2 separate regions of the Homo sapiens genome follow, and region 1 is linked to region 2. A link is a contact called in ENCODE Hi-C or POLR2A ChIA-PET data. All regions are on one chromosome and are shown on one strand. Each heading gives the region's core, a stretch centred on a gene start or an enhancer-like site at or near the end of the contact. The rest is flanking DNA. Distances are from core to core; before and after follow the strand shown.

The links. A loop is a pair of places that touch in the nucleus more often than their neighbours do. ChIA-PET counts read pairs that join two places held with the same protein, here RNA polymerase II (POLR2A). Pooled maps may share reads with other maps.
Region 1: a map of OCI-LY7 shows a loop between it and region 2 (2.2-fold over the local background). The contact joins the enhancer-like site here to the promoter of LAT2 in region 2. A Hi-C loop is called at or near these places in 1 of 168 maps with a recorded cell type or tissue (OCI-LY7) and 5 of 50 pooled maps. POLR2A ChIA-PET finds 5 or more read pairs at or near these places in 3 of 52 experiments (A549, A673 and HepG2).

The regions. Positions count from the first base shown.
Region 1 is chr7:74,464,982-74,468,494 of GRCh38, reverse strand. The region is part of intron 1 of GTF2IRD1 (GTF2I repeat domain containing 1); the gene reads right to left. Among named protein-coding and RNA genes, the nearest start is that of GTF2IRD1, 13 kb to the right of the region's middle. Within about 2 kb of position 2,039, at least 12 of the 41 ENCODE cell types and tissues checked have a DNase peak (open chromatin) inside an H3K27ac peak, as active enhancers do; they include OCI-LY7, where a contact is called at or near this core.
Region 2 is chr7:74,208,201-74,211,954 of GRCh38, reverse strand. LAT2 (linker for activation of T cells family member 2) reads right to left here and starts at 1,949. Exons shown (of 14, transcript NM_032464.3): 1 at 1,867-1,949. RefSeq lists silencers at 826-915, 2,026-2,075 and enhancers at 1,016-1,135, 2,356-2,465.

The DNA.
Region 1 (3,513 bases), core at 790-3,289, 260 kb before region 2:
GTAGAGATGGGGTTTCACCATGTTGGCCAGGCTGGTCTTGAACTCCTGACCTTGTGATCTGCGCGTCTCAGCCTCCCAAAGTGCTGGGATTACAGGAGTGAGCCACTGCGGCCTGGCTGGGTTTTTTTTTTTTTTTTAAATTATTTTTATGTTTTGTAGAGAACAGGGTCTCACTACGTTGCCCAGGCCGGTCTCAAACTCCTAAGCTCAAGCAATCTGCCCATCTCGGCCTTCCGAAGTGCTAAAATTACATGCCTGAGCTGCTGCACCTGACCTGGCTTAATATTTAGATATTTGCTATATTTACAGTTGGGTGTTTAATTACCTGTAGCCAAATGCAGCCCTAAATGACAGGGGACAGTCCCCTCTTTACCACTAACCAGGACTCGGGGAGCTGTGTACACTGGGGAGTAAAGCTCCAGGCTAGTAGTCAGGATTCAGCAGAACGTCAAGTAATCAGGCCTCGTCACCGCCGGTGGCCTCAGGAATGTCACATACATGTGCATATACACACCCATGCATGCACACAAGCATGTGTGTCTAAATAGCCCAGAGGCGGATCACCTGAGGACAGGAGTTCAAGACCAGTCTGGTCCAACATGGTGAAACCCCGTCTCTACTAAAAATACAAAAATTAGCCGGGAGCAGTGGCGGGCGCCTGTAATCCCAGCTACTCAGGAGACTGAGGCAGGAGAATCGCTTGAAACCAGGAGTCAGAGGTTGCAGTGAGTCGAGATCAAACCACTGCACTCCAGCCTGGGTGACAGAGCGAGATTCTGACTCAAAAAATAAAAATAAAAAATTAAATACAAAATAAAATACAAAAATTAGCTAGGTGTGGTAGTGCATGCCTGTAATCCCAGCTACTCGGGAAGCTGAGGCAGGCAAATCGCTTGAACCTGGGAGGTGGAGGTTGCAGTGAGCCAAGATCACGCCACTGCACTCCAGCCTGGGCGACAGAGCAAGACTCTATCTCAACAACAAAACAAAATAAATAAATAAATAAATAGCCCAGAGGATTAACTGTTCTGGCACTCCACACTTGTGCTGTCTGCACACATCAGCTGCCTTTCCTGGAGGGAAACGCTCCAAATTGGGCTGTACTCGGCTCAGAGAGACAAGCTGCCCCCACTGCCATCGCCACTGCCCTCCAGATGCCTCTGAACGCCACAGCCAGGCCGGCAGAAGCAGCTCCTGGGATGGGTAGAGGAGCGCCAACGAGAGCTGGGATTGAAGGATGGAGAGGGGCCGGGCATGGGGGCTCACCCCTGTAATCCCAGCATTTTGGGAGGCTGAGGCGGGTGGATCACTTGAGGTCAGGAGTTTGAGACCAGCCTGGCCAACATGATGAAACCCCATCTCTACTAAAAATACAAAAACTAGCCGGGTGTGTTGGCAGGTGCATGTGGTCCCAGCTACTGGGGAGGGCTAAGGCAGAATTGCTTTAACCCATGAGGCGGAGGTTGCAGTGAGCCGAGATCATGCCACTGCACTCCAGCCTGGGCAATGGAGCGAGACCCTGTCTCCAAAAAAAAAAAAAAAGAAAGAAAAAGGGTGGAGGAGGCCCCCACCCTTCATGGGCCCCCACCCCGAGCTTGCTTCTAATTCACTTGACAAGGTTGCACAGGATGCCCACTCCGCAACAGGCAGGGTGCTAAGGTCAGGGATGCGGAGGACAACATGATGATGGGGCCGTGACCCACTGGAAGTCACACTCTGTCTGTGAAGGTGACAGACAAGCACGAGGGCAATTATAGTCTTGTTTGTGATGCGGGCTGTGGCTGGGGACACAGACAAGAGGCACCTAACGTGACCTGGAGAGGGAGATGAGGTCAGGGAAGCTTTGCAGAGAGGAGTGACAACCCAGCTGAGACCTGCAACGAGAAATCAGCCCAGGGACACAGCCGGGGAGCATTACGCACGCTCTAGGGGAGAGGCAGCAGCGTTCCAGGAAGCGAGACGGAGCACAGTACGTTTTAGAAACGATGAGGCTCATCGTGGCTGGCACAGAGAGACACAGGCAGGGCCTGGCCATGCCTAGTCTGTAGCTTTTCCAGGAGCCACGGGAACCCCTGAGCTGCCTGGGAGTGAGGCCATCAGATACAGATCTTTACCTGGAGCCAATGCAGCAGCCCCACCGTCACGTCCTGTCTCTGGCCCTACGCTTCTGTCCAAATCACCGTCCTCCAGGGCCATGCAGAAAGCCACTTCTGCAGGCTGCCATCAAACACACCTGGGAGTGGCATTGTCTCCCGTCCCCTAAGCAGCCACAGGTAGCCCCCGCCCCAGAACAGGGCCTGGCCTCTAACAAGCGGGATGGCTGACTGTGACCTTGAGGGGCTAAGGGGTCGGCAGGCCAAGGGGACCAACCAGTTCTACCTTTGAGGTTTTCCCAGTTTGCAGAAGCAGAAACCGAGGCATGCTGTCCGGGTGCAGTGGCTCATGCCTATAATCCCAACACATTGGGAGGCCAAGGCGGGTGGATCACTTGAGGCCAGGAGTTCAAGACCAGCCTGGGCAACATGGTGAAACCCTGTCTCTACTAAAAATACAAAAAATTAGCCAGGCATGGTGGCGGGCGCCCGTGATCCCAGCTACTCGGGAGGCTGAGGCAGGAGACTCACTTGAACCCAGGAGGTAGAGGTTGCAGTGAGCCGAGATCCTGCCACTGCACTCCAGCCTGGGCAACAGAGGAAGACTCTGTCTCAAAAAAAATAAATAAATTGAGGCATGCCACACCCCACACCCCACACCCCACGGACAGAGGGGGTGTGTCCCAGACAGGCAGAAAATAAGAACAGATCTTGGAATGATGGGGTCCAAGGTTCACTGTCTGGGGGAGTGGGGCTCCCACAGGGCCAGCTTCTGGGGTCATCACGTGACAAGCTGACAAAGTGTTCTTCACTGAGATGGCAGCTAGCTCCCCGCAACTGAATACACTGATTTTCCCAAGAACCTGGCAATACTATATAAGAAAACTATCCTTGTTTTTTCAGATGAGGCTCAGAGAGGTACAGTCACTTGCCTGTGGTCACACAGCAGCTCAGCAGTCAGGCTGGGATTTGAACCTAGGTGTGTCTGGCTTCAAAGACCCTGATGGTTCCACTGCACCCTGCTGTGAAGTGAGGGAGCCCTGGCCTCTGACCCAGGGCCACCAAGAGCATCTCTCCTTTGGATATGCTGAGAAGAGAATATCTCAGGGAGCTGGTGGCCCGGGGCAGGTGGGGAGGTGGACCAGGATCAAAGAGGGAGGATGTGGTTTGCCCACCTGCCCAGAGGGCTGCACCCACAGCTGGCAGCCAGGGTGTGCCCTGGGAGCAGAGGTAACCACCTCCTTCCCCAAAGCCCTGCCTCTCCCCACCTGGCCTCACTGCAAGAAGCGGCCATGCCTGAAAAACCAGCTCCTGGATAAACATGAGAGAAACATCAGACTGAGAGAGTCACAAGACCCCTTGGAGCTGCCAGGACCACCCTGGAGCCAGGTGGGTGGGCGGTGGGTCTTGTCTGCTGCAA
Region 2 (3,754 bases), core at 700-3,199:
AAAAAATGAAATTTAACAAACAGTCATGTGTCTGCCCCCAGACTGAATACATCCTGCGCTGTTGGCCGGGTGCGGTAGTTCACACCTGTAATCCCAACACTTTGGGAGGCTGAGGCGGGCAAATCATCTGAGGTCAGGAGTTCAAGACCAGCCTGGCCAACATGGTGAAACCCTGTCTCTACTAAAAATAAAAAATTAGGCCAGGCACGGTGGCTCACACCTGTAATCCCAGCACTTTGGGAGGCCGAGGCAGGCAGATCACAAAGTCAGGAGATTGAGACCATCCTGGCTAACATGGCGAAACCCCGTCTCTACTAAAAATACAAAAAATTAGCCGGTCGTGGTGGCAGGCGCCTCTAGTCTCAGCTACTCGGGAGGCTGAGGCAGGAGAATGGCATGTACCCGGGAGGTGGAGCTTGCAGTGAGCCAAGATTGCACCACTGCACTCCCAGCCTGGGAGACAGAGCAAGACTGTCTCCAAAAAATAAAAAATAAATAAAAAATAAAAAATTAGCCAGGTGTGGTAGCACGTGCCTGTAGTCCCCAGCTACTTGGAAGGGTAAGGCAGGAGAACTGCTTGAACCTGGGAGGTGGAGGTTGCAGTGAGCCGAGATCACGCCACTGCACTCCAGCCTGGACAACAGAGTGAGACTCCGTTTAAAAAAATTCTGTGCTCTCTCTCTGTCTCTGTCTCCCTTTGTGTCTCTGTCTCGCTCTCACTTTCACTCTCCCATCCAGGTTCTGAAAGCAGGTGGGCTGAGGTGGAGGGAGCGGAGGGTGGACCCTCTGAGGCCCCCAGGGGCCGGCAGGGCTGGGCGGGGTGGGGAGTGGGGGCTGCCACAGACCACGGTTCTGCAGAGGCCAAAATAGCACTAAAGGGAAGTGGGCAGTTTTCATATGAACAACGATTGCCAAGAGCTGGCTTCGGGGAAGTTCTCGGGGCTGGGCTGGAGGAGCTACAGTGTCTGAATCCCGCCTGGAAGGACGCTCGAGACCACCCTGCCGGTTCTCCCAGCCTTCTCCGAGCTGAGCTGTGGTTGGGGACACTGGGGTTGGGGAGGGGGCAGCCTGGCTTGAAGCCCTGGATGGCTTTATCCACTGGACTCTGCTCTGGGGTCTGTTGGTTTTTTCATTTAGTTTTTAATTATATTTTTTTATTTTTATTTTTTAAAGAGATGGGAGTCTCACTATGTTGCTCAGGCTGGTCTCCAGCTCCTGACTTCAAATGATCCTCCCGCCTTGGCCTCCCCAAATGCTGGGATTACAGGTTGAGCCACCGTGCCCGGCTGGTCCTGTTGCTTTTTCCAAATAACTCTGGGCTTCAAATGAGCCTAGCTGGGAGGGAGAGAGGGAGGCGGGCGGGTGCAGGAGGGGCCTGAGCAGCCCTGGTCCCAGGGACAGAGTTGAGGGCCAGGTAGGGGGCTGGGCAGGGAGGCAGTGGGGGTTCTTCACCTGACCTGGGGCAAGACCTGGGCCCTGGCCTGTAATCCCACCGTTTTCCCCTGACCTGTGTAGGGGGTTACAGTCCCATTTCACGGATGAGGAAACCGAGGCTCCCAGGCCAGGGCAGCCACTGTTTTGGCTCTCGGCCACTTACTTCACCAGTCTCTGGCAATGATGGGACCACCCTGGGATGTCCCAAGGCTACACAGGCTGGACAGGGGAAGGCGAGGGCAAGAGAGTGGCCAGAAGCCCAGAAACAAACTGACCCCTGAAGTGCCACAGAGCCTGGTGCCAGGGTGAGAGTGGGGCTGCGGGAGGGGGCGCCAGGCATCCAGGCCTCTTCCCACCCCACCCAGTGGGGCCAGGAGCTCCTGGGGGATGGGGGACAGCCTGAGGACTGAGGCACCCCTGGGAAAGGCTTACCTGAGAGTCCAGGGTTCCTCACCACGGCCGCCCCATCCTGAGCCCGCACACCTGCCCAAGCTGATGCCAACACCACTGACACTGGCGGGCGGGCAGGGCGGGCTTCCTGCCAGCCACTGAATCATCCGTACATCCGCCGCACTGCCGGACAGGCTCAGCTATGAAGAGGGCGGTGGGGGGAAGGGAGGGGAGACGGGGGAAGGAGGCGGGAGAGAGAGAGAGAAGAGAAACAAAGTGAGAGGGAGAAAGAGAAGAAAGAGAGATAGGACCGGGCGAGGTGGCTCACACCTGTAATCCAAAAACTTTGGGAGGCCGAGGCGGGTGGATCACGTAAGGTCAAGAGTTTAAGACCAGCCTGGCCAACATGGTGAAACCCCGTCTCTATTAAAAATACAAAATTAGCTGGGCATGGTGGCATGTGTCTGTAATTCCAGCTACTCGGGAGGCTGAGGCAGGAGAATCGTTTGAACCTCAGAAGCAGAGGTTGCAGTGAGCCGAGATCGCACCACTGCACTCCAGCCTGGGTGACAGAGGGAGACTCCGTCTCAAAAAACAGAAAGAAAAAGAGAGAGACACAGCAGAGAGACACAAGAGAACAGGAAAATATGGACACACACTAAACACACACATAAACACAAAAAGTCACACAGAGAGGAAGAGAGATACACTCCAATAGACAGGGAGCAAGATAATGAAACTGAGGTGCTCCTGCAGATGGCAGATATGGAGACACACATACGCTAAAAAGACACACACAGGCAGAAATTCACACCCATGGGCCGGGCGCGGTGGCTCATGCCTGTAATCCCAGCACTTTGGGAGGCCAAGGCAGGCAGGTCATGAAGTCAGGGGTTCAAAACCAGCCTGACCAACATGGTGAAACCCCATATCTACCAAAAATACAAAAATTATCTGGGTGTGGTGGCGGGTGCCTGTAATCCCAGCTACTCGGGAGGCTGAGGCAGGAGAATTGCTTGAACCCAGGAGGTGGAGGTTGCAGTGAGCCAAGATAGCGCCACTGCACTCCAGCCTGGGTGACAGAGCAAGACTTCATCTCAAAAAAAAAAAAAAAAAGAAGAAGACACACACAGGCAGAAATTCATACCCATGGGCCAGGCACGGTGGCTCATGCCTGTAATCCCAACACTTTGGGAGGCTGAAGCAGGAGAATCACCTGAGGTCTGGAGTTCAAGACCAGCCTGGCCAACATGGTGAAACCCCATCTCTACAAAAAATTTAAAAATTAGCTGGGCATGAGATGGACCAAGACACACACAGAGAGACACACAGAAAGATACAGAGAGCCACAGACTGTCAGAGACACACACAGATGGGGAGAGAGCAAGAAACAGGGAGATAGAGGCCAGGTGCAGTGGCTTGCACCTGCAATCCTAACATTTTTGGAGGCTGAGGCAGGAGGATCGCTTGAGAACAGGAATTTGAGACCAGCCTGGACAACAGAACGAGACCCCATCTCTAAAAAAATTTTTTTAATTAGCTGGGTGTGGTGGCACACACCTGTAGTCCCAGTGTTTTGGGAGGCCAAAACGGGAGGATTTCTTGAGCCCAAGAGTTGGAGGCTGCAGTGAGCCGTGACTCTGCCACTGCACTCCAGCCTGGGGGACAGCAAGACCCTGTCTGTCTGTAAAAACAATAAATAGGCCGGGCGTGGTGGCTCACATCTGTAATCCCAGCACTTTGGGAGGCCAAGGCAGGTGGATCACCTTATTTAGGTCGGGAGTTTGAGACCAGCCTGGCCAAAATGGTGAAACCCCATCTCTACTAAAAATACAAAAATTTGCCGGGTGTGATGGTGGGTGCCTGTAATCCCAGCTACTTGGGAGGCTGAGGCAGGAGAATCACTTGAGCCCAGAAGGCGGAGTTTGCA